Regions from separate parts of the Homo sapiens genome. Here region 2 is linked to region 1. A link is a loop called in an ENCODE intact Hi-C map of the cell type or tissue named here. Cell type or tissue: endothelial cell of umbilical vein. All regions are shown on one strand.

Evidence for each region. Peaks named below come from ENCODE experiments on the same cell type or tissue, not always from the same donor. Only the 100,000 strongest peaks of a DNase experiment are listed, where the experiment ranks them.
Region 2: it touches region 1 in a loop (9-fold over the local background); 6 of 110 quality-filtered maps call a loop at or near these places.

Annotation. Positions count from the first base shown.
Region 1 is chr3:141,778,280-141,786,279 of GRCh38, reverse strand. It overlaps GRK7 (G protein-coupled receptor kinase 7), which reads right to left. Exons shown (of 6, transcript NM_139209.3): 3 at 7,384-8,000; 4 at 5,469-5,906. The coding sequence starts at 7,995. Among named protein-coding and RNA genes, the nearest start is that of GRK7, 19 kb to the right of the region's middle. In endothelial cell of umbilical vein, no CTCF peak of the experiment used is centred here; a DNase peak (open chromatin) is centred at 3,709.
Region 2 is chr3:141,909,467-141,917,466 of GRCh38, reverse strand. It overlaps ATP1B3 (ATPase Na+/K+ transporting subunit beta 3), which reads right to left. Exons shown (of 7, transcript NM_001679.4): 4 at 3,631-3,815; 5 at 1,447-1,497. Among named protein-coding and RNA genes, the nearest start is that of ATP1B3, 37 kb to the right of the region's middle. In endothelial cell of umbilical vein, a CTCF peak has its summit at 4,059 (motif pointing right); a DNase peak (open chromatin) is centred at 4,076.

The sequences.
Region 1 (8,000 bases):
ATGAATCTGAATTTGATTTCCTAATCCTCATCAATATTTTTTTCCTGGGGCCTGGTGTGGCAGATGCTGTCAGCTCACCCAACACCTAATCTCATTCCTCCTCTCCTTTAACATCCCCCAAAACAGAGGCTGGAAAATGAAATACTCTATTTTTCAGCCTCCTTTGCTGCTAGAAGTGAACATATGACATGGTCCTGGCTAATGGGCTATAAGCAGGTATCTGTGGATGTTGTTCTTTTCTCCTCTTTTTTCTTCTCCTGGAATGCAGACTCAATATTTGGAGTTGCAACAGCCACTTGTGACAAGGAGGAAAAGGCCAAAAGATTTTTTTTTTTTTTTTTGAGACAGGGTATTGTTCTGTCACCCAGGCTGGAGTGCAGTGGCATGATCATAGCTCACTGAAGCCTTGAACTCCTGAGCTCAAGCAATCCTCCCACCTCAGCCTCCCAAGTAGCTGGGACCACAGGCATGCATCACCACACCTGGCTAAGTTTAAAACAATTTTTTTTTTTTTTTGAGACAGACTCTTTCTCTTTCATCCAGGCTGGAGTGCAGTGGTATGATCTTGGCTCACTAAAACCTCCACCTCCCGGGTTCAAATGATTCTCCCACAGCAGCCTCCCAAGTAGCTGGGATTACAGGCACCCACCACCATGCCTGGCTAATTTTTGTATTTTTAGTAGAGACAGGGTTTCAACATGTTGGCCAGGCTGGTCTCGAACTCCTGACCTCAGGGGATCCACCTGCCTTGGCCTCCCAAAGTGTGGGATTACAGGTGTGAGCCACCACGGCCAGCCTAAAACAAAACAAAAAAATTTTTTTTAAGAGATGGGGTTCGCACTATTGACTGGTCTTGTCCTCCTGGGCCCAAAGTGCTGGGATTAGGCCTGAGCCACCACACCCAGCGCAAGCCAGGAGATTTTTAACAGAGGTCTTGTCCGTGAAATTGCTGAACAGCCAAATCTATACCAAAATCTGGTATTCTGTTATATTTAGTAGAAAGAAATCCCAACTTATACAAGACTAAATAACTCTCTGAATGAGAAAAAGCTAGCCAAATTTCCAAAGCCATGATGCCTTAACTTTTCTGGAAGAACTGCTCAGACTCAATGCAGAGTTCAACCTCCATCATCAGGGTGATTTTTCCTTGTTACCTCTTCTGTCTTAACTTGTTTTCTGTTGCTTATGACAGAGTATCTAAGACTGAGTATTTTATAAGGAAAGTATTTTATAAGGAAAGGAAGGTTGAGGGAAATGTCTGGTGAGAGGATGAGAGTCTTATTGCTGGTGGGAACTCTCTGAGGAGTACTGAGATGGCTCAGGGCATCGCGTGGGGCTGAGTGTGCTGATGTGCTAGCTCAGGTCTTTCTCTTCTTATAAAGCTACCATTTCCACTCCTGTGATAACCCATTAATCCATTCATCTATTCACAGCGGCAGAGCCCTCATGGTCCACTCACCTCTTAAAGGCCCCACCTCTCCAACACTGCCACATTGGAGATTAAGTTTCCAACACATCAAATTTTGAGGACTCATTCAAACCACAGAATTAATGTTCACAGTAATTCTCTAACACAGTATCTTGACATCACAACTGAACGTTAGTGGTTACAGAAGCCCTGTAACTATGATCTGTCTTTTTTTTCTGTGAAATGTTGTGAATATAATGACCTTACAATCTACTTGTGAGCCCAATTATATGTGTGGGAGCTGCAATGAATAGGAAACTAAGGGGGTTTACTTAGCTGTGTAGAAGGGTAAACAGTGAAGAAAGGAGGCCTTCCTTTCTCTTCTCTTTGTTTTTTATGGCTTTCAATCTTGCTCTCCATCTCTCTCCCCTCACCCTTCCTGATGGTCCCCTGGGCTTCCGTGGCAGGCCCGGAAACTGGGGCATAAAACTTCTTGGATGAGGCAAGTGGCCTAAACCCTGAAGTGTGGTCTCACGGGACGGAGAGGGATGCAGAGGTAAAAGGGCCAAAGGTCTGTAGGCAGTGAGCCTCTCTACTAAGTACGTTCCTGGTAGCGGACAGCACTGGGGAGGCACAGAAACCTTCCTGCACGTTCCAGATGAGCCAGAGAGCTGCACCCGGGAGCCAAGGAAGGAGCTGTCCTTCCAAATGGCCATGGCCCATGAACAGAGCCTGAGGAGACTGAGAAAGGAGACTGGAGTGAGCCAAAGCTCTATGTGTCCCCTAAGCCTCCAGCAAGGTCGAGATATAGCAACAATTAGTGTGATACATGTCCATGGGCGACTCAGAAGGAACGCTCCTGCTCAGCACAATGGACAATACAAATGCCAAACTGTGAAGTGCTGCACTTCAGTTTTCTCCAGCCTAGGCAGACATGGATCCACGATTCACAGCGTTCCTGTGTTCATAGGAATGTCCCAAGGAGGCAAACACTCTGTCACCTCCCTGGCCTGCTCCTCCTTCCCACCCACAGAGGAGACGGTGTTACTTCAGCTCCTCCCCACATTCTCTGCCATCATCTACTGTCTTTCCTTCCCACAGGATCAACACCTACTCTGCTGGCTTTTGCCTCAGCATCTAAACCCGCTCTGCCCTCCCCATCTCAAAACTCCATTTCCCCACTGTATCCCCTTCTAGGGACCAGTCTCCCCCTTCCAGAGTCTCATTCCCTACTTCTAGATCAATCCAGCCTCCAGAGTCTGAATTGAGACCTCACCATTCCCTTACACTGATTTCCTAATTGCCAAATCCCACAGGCGACGTTACCTCTTTGCAACACTTGACACTTTGACCACACTTTCCTCCCTGAAATCCTCTTCTTTGGCTCCTGTGGCAGAGGCTGCTAGTTACCTGCTCAATATCCAGCTGTTCTTCATCCTTACTAACTAGAACCCGCTCCTTCACCCCTGCCTCAAGTTCCACATCTACAACGTGGGCACACATGGCCTGGACATGAGCCGGGTGATCTTCTCCTCAGCCCAGATATAATTCAGTAATTATAATCGCTTAATTATAATTCCCTTTTTAACCAAAGAATTTTCAAGAATGTCATTTGTCAGCTTCCTCTGCAGCTAGGGGGTGGCCAGATCACAGTCTTAGCCAGTGACATCTAAGTGAAAGCTGTTGGATGGAGCTTCAGGGAAAGCTCCTAAAGGGGGCCACACTCAACTGCTGCATGCATGCCTATTTACTCCTGACCCTTCCTCCTTTCTCCTACCTGGAACATGGCCCTGATGGCTGGGGCTACAGCAGCCATCTTGCAGCACATGGAAAAGGCTAGAATTATAAAGATGCAGATCCCATTATTCTGCAGCTGCTGAACTAATGCTGGCAAGTGCTTATTTCCACACCCTGTTACATAAGAAAAATAAACCTCTGTCTTGTTTAATCTATTGTTATTTGGGTTTTCTAGGATATGCCCCTGAAACCCATCTCTAACTGATACAGCTCCTATGACTATATCACTCTTGCCTTTCCTCCTACTTCTTTTTTTTTTTTTCTTTTTTTAAGATGGAGTCTCGCTTTGTAGCCCAGGCTAGAGTGCAGTGGTGTGATCTCAGCTCACTGCAAGCTCCGCCTCCTGGGTTGACGTCATTCTCCTGCCTCAGCCTCCCAAGTAGCCTTCTACTTCTTAAACCTCTTCAGGGCTCCTTTTCTTCTATACCCCCACATGTTGGTGTTTTTCAGCTTCTGTTCCTGGTCTTCTTCCCCTACTCTTTCCCAGTGACTCAGCAGTGCCCTCTGCTTCCCAAACCATGATAACTCCAAATCCCCACGTCTATCCCAGGTCTTCCTCCACAGCACCAGGCCTATAGATCTAAATGCCTAGTGAACATCTCTGCCTGTCCCTTCTACAGGAACCTCATAGACAGCATAATCACAATTAAACTTGCCAGCTTGCCTACAAATCTGCTCTTCCTTCTGGCCACTGGAGCTAGAGACCCTCACTTTCCCCTCACCCCCATACCCAGCTGGTCCTGAAGTCCCATCAGATCTCTTTCCAAAAGCTCCAATTTGCTCCCACTTCTTCAATCCCACTGTCCTGTACAGACCCCCATTATTTCTTGCCTGGGCCACTCACTACCTTAGCCTCCTAACTGATGTCCCCACCTACCATCTAACTTCCAAATTGTTGCCGCATTGGTCTTTTTAAGACAGAAATCTAATCATGTCATTTCCCTTCTTAAAACCCTTCAAGAACCCCTCTTCCCCTACAAGAAGGCATTCCAGCACCTGTGAAAGCCCAGCCCTTCAGTCTTGTCAACATCCCTTCCATTACAGCCACATAAAATCACCACAGCAGTTTCCCAAACTTGCCATGATTTTTCTCATTTCCTTTGGGCCCTGTAGGCTGAAAACTGTACAAAAATGAGGTTTTAAGTAACCATTTAAGAGCCAGGTTTGAGCCCTTGCCTTGCTGTGGAATCTCCCACCTTTGTGCACAGAGACTCAGAGGTAAAGATGTTAGAATTCCAGAGATTTTCCGTCGTTCACCTAACATAATCGCTTAATTATAATTCTCTTTTTAACCAAAGAATTTTAAGCAAGTCACTTTGAACAAAACTGATTAAAATAAACATCAGTTGCCTTTGTTTTCTTCCATATATTTTCATTTAAAATATCATCTTCATCCAATGCAAAACATTCGCCCATTCCACACTAAACAGGAAAGGAGATATTTTACTTTTAATGTTCTAGGTGTGAGAGGATCATTCTTTTTCCTTCTTTCTTTATTTTTTTTCTTTTTTCTTTTTCTTTCTTTCTTTTTTTTTTTTGAGACAGAGTCTTGCTCTGTCGAGCAGGCTGGAGTGCAGTGGCATGATCTCGGCTCACTACAACTTCCGCCTCCTGGGTTCAAGCGATTCTCCTGCCTCAACCTCCCGAGTAGCTGGGATTACAGGCGCCTGTCACCATGCCTGGCTAATTTTTGTATTTTTACTAGAGATGGGGTTTCACCATGTTGGCCAGGCTGGTCTCAAACTCCTGACCTCAGCAGATCCACCCGCCTCGGCCTCCCCAAAGTGCTGGGATTACAGGCGTGAGCCATCACACCCAGCCGGATCATTCTTTTTCTTATCTGATTAAAGTTTACCTCCTAGGATCATGGAATTTTAGGGTCCAGCCCCTTCATTTTCCAGAAAAGGAACCCAAGGCTCTATTGGCTCAGGAACACAGCACCATAGAGGTGGTTATTGACACACCCGGACCATGACTATGGATTCAGCTTTTTCCATCTCATCACAAAAGCACAGGCCATCCCCAACTCACAAAGGAGGCTCCCCCATCCCCTGTGAGAGGAGAGCAAAGTAGCCCTCAAATAGCCAATGAATCTAATCCTCTTACACCACTCATCTTAAGGCAAGATGACAACGTAAGCGCTTTAGGAAAAAAAACCAAAAGAATTAAGTCCAAGGCTCTATTTGCCCTGGGAATAGAAAAGCCCTCTCCCCTCCTTTCCAACTCTGTGCCCCGCACTTGGGGCAGGTGGAGAGTCACTCACCCTCTGGGTGATGGGCTTGCCACCCTTCATCTCCACGGCCAGCCCCAGGTCAGATAACCTGCAGTTGCCGAGGTCATCCAGAAGCACATTCTCAGGCTTCATGTCCCGATAGACGATGCCGAGTTCATGGAGGTGCAGCATCCCACAGGCTATCTGGGCCGAGTAAAAGATCACCCGGCTCATGTCCAGGCCACGCGTGCCCACGTTGTAGATGTGGAACTTGAGGTCTCCCCCATTCATCAGGCTCATGACAAGGCAGAGATGGGTCTTGCTCTCAAAGGCATAGGCCAGAGAGACAATGAAAGGGCTGCTGACCTTCTCCAAGATTTCCTTTTCCAAGAGAGCCATCTTCTCGCCACCTTTCTTCTTCAGCCGCTTCTTGTCCAGTTTCTTACAGGCATACATCTTCCCAGTGTTTTTCACCTGGACGGCACATACCTTAAAGGAGAAAGAAAAGAAGAGAAAGAGGTAGAAGTAGATGGTACTGCAGAGAGGTGGAGATGATAAAGGAGGAGGTGGGTGGAAAGATGTTAGGCATTGGAGAAAGGAGTAGCTGTAAATAAGAAGTGTTCTCAAGAAAAAGTGGGGACTACAGTGCGATACTCCTTCACCTCACTAGGCAGGCCTTCATAAAAAAATACAGGAAAATATCAAGTGTTGGCAAGGATGTGGAGAAATCGAAACCTTTAAGCATTGCTGGTGGGAATAAAAAATGTGGAAAGTTTGGTGGCTCCTTGAAAAGTTAAACATAGTATCACCATATGCCCTAGCAATTCCACTCCTGGGCATAAATCCAAGAGAAATGAAAACAAGGATTCAAACAAATACTTGTGCATGAATAGCAGCACCATACACAATAGCCAAAAGGTGAAAACAGCCCAAGTGTCCATCAACAGATGAATGGCTACATGAAATGTAGTACATCCATACAATGGAATATTATACAGCCATAAAAAGGAATGGAGTATTGACACATGCTACAGTGTGAATGAACCCCAAAAACATTCTAATGAGTGAAAGAAGCCAGACACAAAAGGTCACATATTGTGTGAAACACCCAGAATAGGCAAATCCCTAGAGACAGAAAGCGGACTAGTGGTTGTCAGGGCTGGAGGAGGAGAGGGATGGGGAGGCACTATTAATGGGCACAGGGGTGATGAGAGTGTCTTGGATCCAGATTGAGGTGTTGCTTACCCAACATTGCATTTGTGCGAAGTGCCACTGCATTGTACATTTTAAAACAGTTAATGGTTAGTTTTATATCAAGCAAATTTTACCTGAAATATTTTTTATTACTTAAAAACAGAAAGCTGGGCACAACAGTGGTACAAAACAGGTTCTCAACCTTACTTCAAGATAAGTGTTTTCTTTCTTTTCTTTCTTTCTTTTTTTTTTTTTTTTTGAGTCTTGCTCTGTCACCCAGGCTGGAGTGCAGTGGCACGATCTTGGCTCACTGCAACCTCCACCTCCCAGGCTCAAGTGATTCTCCTGCTTCAGCCTCCCAAGTAGCTGGGATTACAGGCATGTCACCACACCCAGCTAGTTAGAGTATTTTCTTAAATATCCATTTTTCTTGAAGTGCCTTCATTATCACAATTTAGGGGAAACGGAGATCTTCTGTCACACATTGCTATCATTCTCTGAAGTGTCCAGGCATCTCAGCACGTTCCTAATGGAGACCCATGACAGAGTCTTGGCCAAGTATAAATTTTGCTTGTCTCTCTCATGCCATTTGTGTTTTATTTCACACCATGGCACACACAAAGAAGGGGGCTGGGGAGACGGGGCTAGAAATCCTCCACATATGGTGCTGAAATTAGTTCTAAGTAACTGAGATTTAAAAAAAGAAAGGCAACATTACCCCCTTTCATGCTCTATGCTTCACCTTCTAGCCTGGCTACTGGGAGACACTTACCTCCCCAAAACCACCTTTCCCCAGCACTCTGAACTCAGTGAAGTACTTGTCTGACACTGGTTGCATCTCGAAGAGTTTCCACTGCAGAAACTTGTCGTAGAAGGCGCTGGTCACGAAATCCTTAAAGGGCTGCTCTTGCAAGAAAGCCATGGCCTCAGCCTTGGCCAGCGTCACTGCAGCCACTCGCTCTTCCTCAGTGGTGGCTGCTTGGCACTTGGTGGCCACGGCCTGGCTGAGGAAGGGTTGCGGGTTCCCCGGGGCAGGGGCACTCGCACAAGTGGCCACCAGCCCCTGCAGCGCGCTGTCTTTGGTGGGTCCCTCCTCGGCCAGCTCCCAGTTCTGCACGTCCTCTAGGAAGGTTGCCGCCTTGCGGAACGTGGGCACTGTGGCTAGGAAGTCACGGAAGAGGCGGCGACCGATGGGCTGCTGCTCACACAGGCTGTGGAAGTTCAGGGACAGCTTCTGGCGGAGCTCCGCGCAGCCCTGCAGCCCGGGCAGGGCCAGGCTACGCCGCCGCCGCTGCAGCTCTTTGCTGTCGCAGTCCGAGGGCTTCCGGGCCTGCAGGTAGGCGGTGTTGGCGATCAGGTTGTCCAGGGCCCCCATGTCCACCATGGCTG
Region 2 (8,000 bases), 130 kb before region 1:
GCCTCAGCCTCCCAAAGTGCCAGGATTACAGGCGCGAGCCACTGCACCCAGCTGACTCTGGCTTTTTGTACAAGTTTCCCATTGAGCTGTCTGTGGCACAAGGAGGTAAAGTGAATTGCCAGTGGTCACACACATATAATTTCAACCCAGATGAGAAACCATAAACTTCCTGGCTTTTTATGCTACTCTAAATAGTGAATAAATGCTCTTAAAAAATTAATAAGGACACTCCAAATCGGGAGTTCTCAAAATGTGGGCCTCAGACCAGCAGCATCAGCATCACCTGGAAACTTTAGTGAGAAATGCAAATTTTGGGCCAGGCGCGGTGACTCATGCCTGTAATCCCAGCACTTTGAGAGGCCGAGGCGGGCAGATCACGAGGTCAGGAGATCAAGACCATCCTGGCTAACATGATGAAACCCTGTCTCTCCAAAAAAAAAAAAAAAAAATTAGCCGGGAGCGCCTGTAGTCCCAGCTACTCAGGAGGCTGAGGCAGGAGAACCGCGTGAACCCGGGAGGCGGAGCTTGCAGTGAGATCGTGCCACTGCACTCCAGCCCAGGCGACAGAGTGAGACTCCGTCTAAAAGAAAAAAAAAGAAAAAAATGCAAATTTTGGACCCTATCTCAGACCTACTGAGTCAGAAACTATGGGAACGGAACCCAACAAGGCAACATGACTCTGATGAGTGATCAAGTTTGAAGACCACTGAGCAAGAAGTTTCTGCCCAAATAAGAAGTCCATTAACAGTAAAAAGAATTTTTTTTCACAACTTTAAAAGTGATTTCAATGTAACATTCTAAGTAAAATATTTCTGCCATACAATCAGAGTTGAAATGTTAATATTTAGCACAATGATAAATTTAGAACTTAATGTCTCCTCAGAACTCTTACCCATCTTTTACATTATTTGTCTTAGTGGCATTTGCAGCATGGAGAGAAAACAAAAGAAAGTTATGAGATGAAAACTGCACAGTATTCTGGAAAAAAAAGTAAGTAGGGATAGGGGAGATAAATAATGCTTCTACCTTAAGGAAAATGCACCATATTTCATTAAATCTCAGATAGCACTGATGACTAGCACGCCAACTAACTATTAAGAAAGAGAAAAATGTCATGATACAGTATTAAGACACCATCAATTACAAGGGTAATCCCAATTTCAGTGTTACTGAGCTGGCAGAAAAAAAGTGAATCTTAGAATTGATGAAATACGGTATATGTGAAAATAAAGGCAATGTGTGCAAAATCAAATACACATGGAAAATGTCTTTCTGAATTATCATTAAGGAAGAGAAAGACTACGGTTGGTGGAATTTTATTCTAAGGCACTACAAAGGACTTTAAAATGTGACAGGGAAGAAAAAAAAGATGACTAAATCATTAGACTTTTAAAGTATTTTAAGAAACATCAAAGATTTAACAGGAGTTACTTTTTGAATACTAACCTTTGAAACACAATCTATCCTTGGCACTCCTTCAGGCTTTAATCCAATTATCTAAGGTTAAGAAATAGTGATAAATTTAAACTTCACGTAAGTATGCAATGGAACTTCCTCCCTCTGTTGCTGGGAACAAGGGGTGAAGACTTTGAGATTAACACCAAGTCTGTATACATCTGCCTTTTACTTTAATCTTATTTGAGGGTATTAAAATGAACTTTTAAATAAAATAACTTCAGCAATCAGATATCTTATTACTGTACTGGGGCAATTTAGAAAATAAATAAATTACCAAAGAATTAAATGAAACAAAAGTACCCTTTGCTACCCTTAAAATATGAAACAGACAGAAACCCTTAAATCTAATTATTAATATTTATATGAACAAATAATTTAATGTATATAATAAGAACTGCAGAAGCATAATAATTAACTGTTCTTCACAAAACTATATCAGGTCACACTCTCCGTGTTTCCATGAGGGCCCCACTGAGCCTCACTGTATCTCACAACCCATCTGCTCCCCAAAAGGCACACACTGGGAGAGCCCTATTTTAAGACTCCTTTCGTGTATGTAGCTGACAGAACTGAATAAACTCACATATTTATACATTTTGTGAGATAATTTTTTGGCATTCTGAATTTATACACAGTTTCCACGTGAATGCACGTAAAATCTAAATATTCCTCTCAAAAGACAAGTATTGTTGCGTCCTAACTGGGAACTATACTGGTATGAAACCTCCTGCTACACTACGTAAGCTCATCTCATCAATGATTCCTGTGTGTCTGATGCTGTCCTCCTGACAAAGCCATGCCCTGAGTCATCAGCAAGCATGGTCTCAGGCCATTATCATTCAAGGAGACCATCTTGAGAAAGAAAACAAACCCAGAAGGTTGATCCTCTCCTGGCTTTCTACTGGGAACAAATGTTCAGCAATCTAGATGTCGTGAGGATACTTCTAGTAGACTGGGATTACAAAAGGCATCTCTGTTAAAACAAACTTAATTCATTTTATAAACTAGATCATCTAGTTTCACATTACTTTCAGCTTACTTTGTTAACTTCAATTCTTAATTCTGAATAAGGTCTGGTTGAAACATTCCACTAATCATTTACTGAGCACCTAGAATGCTATGGGACAATCTGGAAGCTGTCAGTTGTCCAAGGCCTCCCAAAGGGATGAAGCAGAGGTTGGAGGGGTGTCAGTCTGGGCACCTCAGGGCCTAGCTGGTTCTCCCTACAGGGAAGCTTCTTATTTAGCAGTGCCAACTTCAAAAGATCCAAATTTTACTTTTATTAGGGATGGTGGCAATTTGCTCACCAATGATGACTTTAGTGATTCATAAACTCATGATTTTGAGAAGTCTACACCTGTTTTAAATGACCATGAATGACTTCACTCTTCAAGGGAGACCTTGCAGGCCTCAAAACAGTAAGCGCATCAGAACACAACTCTGAAGTACATTTACAGAGCAGCAAGGCACGGGGGCTAGGGATCACTTCATGACTCAAGAAAAGCCGTATCATCTTCCTTTGCACAATGACCCTAATTCATTACTCCTGTCACACAGAGAACATTAGCTTCTTCCTTTGCTCATTACTATACAATTTAGGCACCCTTCTGTAAAACAGCAAAATGCTGCTACTTTGGATACAACTGCAACATCCCACTGAACTCGTTAGAATGGGATTTTATTTGTATTTCTGTTATCTAATTACATATATATATACTGATACTATAAAACTATGCTTTGCTACTATTTCGAAAAAGTTAATAAGTTTAAACTTTATGGAGTCTGTGGAATTTTAAATTATTTTACAACACAGGATTCACAGATGAGCACTGCACCCTAACAAGTCTCTGCTTTGGTTATGACAAGGAGAACATTTGCCCCTTGGAGCATTAATGTGTGCTGGAATGCATGTAGCTATTTCCAAAGAAGAAAAGTTTAAAAGTTACTTTAACTCCTTACTCCATGATTAATCTATGAACCTCTTTTTTTTGCCATATAAACTTTCTTCCAGTGATCAATAAACATTACTGCTAGTCTTTAAAGCAAGCTACCCCCCAAATGATAACTTTTAATAAGGAAGGCATTAACCCAACCACAACAATCTAAAAATAGTTGCCTCCTTAAAAGAGAATATTAGAAAAAAGCAGCAGCAGAGGTAAAATATGTACGTACTCTGTTCATTTTCACAAGAATACAAGGGTTTCCTTGAGAATAGCCAAAATCAGGATCATTCATACCACTGCATGCTTGAAGTAATGAAATAGGAAACTGACATGCAACATAAACTGGACCCTTCTGTTCAAAAAGTGCTCCATCAGGACAGACTGTGAGGTTCTTCTGTTCTTCTAAAGTATATGCTAAAAAGGAAACATATATGTGTGCTAGATCAGCCAAAAAAGGTACTAAAAACAACCAGGAATATATTAACCTTTGGAAAATGTTCTTCAAAGACAAAAACAGCAATGTAAATTACCAGATAACTTTAGGGAAAGAATGTTAAGTTTGCCCCTTTACCTTTTAACAGCTAACTAGTTCTCTAAAGTTACTGCATTTCAATAATCATACAAACTGGATTATAGATCCATCTCTTCTGTCACCATTAGGTGGCAGTACCAGCCATGGCTAAAGCATTATCTGAATGCCTTCTGCATGCTTGGTGATACAATGGAGAGGATGTAAAAAGGCACTGCTGCTGCCCTCATGGAGCTTACGGTTTTGTGGGGAAGAGAGTCATTAAGTGAGTATAAAATCAGAATTGCAGAGGTATGAAGATGTAGTGTTATGACAACCTACACTAAAAAAAAAAAAAGCAACTGAGCTGAATGCAGAAGGGTATGTGGGAGTTAATGAAGCTAGGAGAAGCACTTCCAATGAAGGAAGGTAGAAGCCAGACCATATAGAGTCTTGTAAACTATGTTAAAGAATTTTGAGGGGTGTGGGTGGGTGTTTTGCCAAACATCAATTAACAATCCACTAAAATGTTTTAAACCAGGGCAAGTGGATAGTATGAACATACTTAGGAAATTAACTCTGACTTTTCTGTGGAGTCAGTCCAGAAGGGAAAAAGAAAGGATCCGGAAAACAAGTTAGGAGACTATTAAAGCCGCCCAGGTGAGAGACTAGCTCATAGAAGGGGGTTTTTAGCAGAGATGGAGTTTACAGTGATAAAGGAGTAAAATGGTTAGAACTTGGTAATGGGAGGGAAGAGGGAGGAGAAATATGCAACAGACAATACAATTCTGCTCCGTACTTGGCACAGTGTTTAGCCCAAGAGGCACAAAGTGAGCAAGCCTGATGTGACCCCTGCCCTCAATTAACTTAATCTAGTGGACAATGCTTACTAATAAATAATTAACATATGATATAACAGTGCCTCAGGAAGAACTATTGGTGTGTGGGTGCAATTGGTACCAGAAAAAGGTATTGAATTCAATGAAAGTAAGAACCAGGCCAGGCGCAGTGGCTCATGCCTGTAATCCCAGCACTTTGGGAGGCCGAGGCGGGTGGATCACGAGATGAAGAGTTCAAGACCAGCCTGGCCAAGATGGTGAAACCACGACTCTACTAAAAATACACAAAAAAATTAGCTGGGTGCGGTGGCAGGTGCCTGTAATCCCAGCTACTCGGATTCTACTGAGGCAGGAGAATCGCTTGAACTCAGAGGGCGGAGGTTGCCACTGCACTCCAGCCTGGGCGACACAGTGAGGCTCCATCTCAAATAAATAAATAAATAAATAAATAAGAACCAAATTTCAAAGAGTATGCCTCAAAAAGGAAGTGTAAAGTCTTTACCTTGGGGGAAAAAAATCACTGTCAAAATGTTTGGTTTCATCTTATACTTACCAGAAACTAGGTTACTGTGGGACTATGTACTCATTTAAAAGCAAAGAATGATTCAGGTATTTTGTGGGGGTAGAGATAAACTTTATAACAAAACAGCATCATGACATCCAACACTTTGCAAAAAAATAAGCCCTTCACCAATTTCCCCAAGGGCTTCTACTGCATAGACTCTGTTGGTATAGGTCAGTTCATCAGTGACCTTGCTTTTTTATTATGCTGACTTCCACTTCCATACTATTAAGTGTAAGGAACTGTGTGATGACCAGTAAGATTATGCAGAAGGCATGATGGGAACATAGAAAGGTCACTGACCCCAGAGTAACCAAGGAGCCCTATGCATCTGAAGAACGCCTAAAATAAGAAAGACCAAAGGCCGAGCGCAGTGGCTCATGCCTGAAATCCCAGCACTTTGGGAGGCTGAGATGGGCAGATTACTTGAGGCTAGGAGTTTGAGGCCAGCCTGGCCAACATGGTGAAACCCTGTCTCTACTAAAAATACAAAAATTAGCCAGGTGTGGTGGCGCAAGCCTGTAATCCTAGCTGCTTGGAAGGCTGAGGCATGAGGGTCGCTTGAACCCAGGAGGCGGTGGTTGCAGTGAGCTGAGAACAAGCCATTGTACTCCAGCCTGGGCAACAGAGTAAGACTGTCTCAATGAAGAAAAAAAAAAAAAAAGACCAAGATAACTGGAGGAATGAATGACCCTAAAGGAAAGAGATAATTGGAACAAAATAAAACTTTTTAAGTCCAATTAGTATCTGCAGGAAAAAAAATAGAGAAGACATTATTTTTTAACCAGATATATTATAGTATCTTTCAAACATGAAAAAGGAGGGCATAAGGATTGACAGCAGTCGAACGTTTTAAAAACCAAAAAGGAGTTGAAAATTAAAGTAAACCCCCAGAAAGTCTAATTAAGTAAAAACAAAGTAAGAGAAAAACAAGAGGTCTAAGACCCAACAAACAGAATAGTTCTAGAAAGAAAAAACCAGAAAATTGAGTTGAGGAAATTATCAAAGTGGTAACAGAGGATAATTCCCCTGAACTGAAGAACTTAAGTCTTCATCCTGAAAAACCTGCAGTCAAGTCTCAGCAAAATACTTTAGAGACAGAAATCCAGATAGAAATTTTAGAATCCAAAAGAGATAAAGAAAATTGAAAAAAAAAATGAAAAACTTTCAGAGAAGAGAAAAGGCAAATTACAAAGAACTGAGTTCTATATGGAGATAAACTAGCAAATATAAAGGCAGAAATAAGCCATTTTCAGAAATAAAAGGGTTCAAATTTACATTTCAGGTGTCTTTTCTTATAAAATTACTTGAGAATGTACTCCATCAAAACTAAGGAGTAAATTAAGAGAAAAAATAAAAATAATTAAAAAAAAGGGGGGGGCAGGGCAAGAGCCAAGAAACAGTGGGTCCAACTAAAGAAAGTGGTAAAAGGAAGTTCCCCAAAGGACAGTTGGGAGTAAAAGGCTGATGTAGAAACAGTAGAGTGCAGCAGGAGGGAAAGGGCTCCAGGAAGGAGTTTTCCAGAAAAGAGACTCAAGAAAATACCTCAAATGATAGTTTACAAATAAGGAAGTCAGAAGAGAGTATCTATAGATGATAAAAGAAGATATAAAGACCAAGTATAAAAAGGCAACCAATAATGAAACTAAAAATAGTAAATCAATTATTATTGAGTTGAGAAAGGAGGGAAGGTCTGAGACATGTGAACTAAGAAAATGTATAAAAGTGATAAATAATAATTAATAAAGAAAAGTGATAATGTAGAAAAGTAAAAAGTCAAGAACCAGCAGGAAAAGTGTAATATTTATAGATATGGAAGAAAAACACCGTAAGAAAAAGTTCAGAAGCATGAAGTTAATTCCCTATCAAAAACACATCCAAAGGCCAGGTGCTACTGTAACTCACGCCTGTAATCCCAGCACTTTGGGAGGCGGAGGCAGGTGGATCACTTGAGGCCAAGAGTTCAAGACCAGCCTGGGCAACATAGCAAGACCCCAGCTCTACAAAAAATTAAAAAATTAGCCAGGCGTGATGATGTGAGCCTGTATTCCTAACTACTCAAGAGGCTGAGGCAGGAGGATCACTTGAGCCCAGGAGACTGAGGCTGCAGTGAGCTGTGATTGTGCCACTGGGTGACAGAGAGAGACCCCATCTCAGACAAATAGACAAAGGAAAGAAAGAAAAAAGAAATGTGTCCAGAATCAGACTATTTTTCACAACCTTCATTGCTCTCTCCCTTGCCAAGCCACCATCTCCACTTACCTAGATTATTGTAATAGCCTAACTGGCTTCCCCAATTCCCCCCTTCTAGTCTAGTTTCAAAGAGAAGCCTGCAGGATCCTTTAAAAATTTGAATTAGATCATGTTATTGTTCACTGCTTAAAATCCCTCATCATGGTCACTGTAAAAGCCAAAGAACTTAACAATGGGTTCTAAGGACCTACAGTCTGGATCTCCTTTAACTCCCTAACCTCAGTCTCCTACTGCTCTCCCCTGGCTCACTCCATTCAGCCCCTCTCACTTCCTTGATGAATCTTCAACACATCAGCACCATAAGCCTCAGGGCCTTTGCACCTACTGCTTCCTGTGCTGGACATTTCCAGGGCTAGTTCTTTCACCTCCTTCAGCTCTTCCCTCAAGGTTCCCTTTCCATAAGGCTTTCCCAGACCACTCTGCATGTAAAAACCACA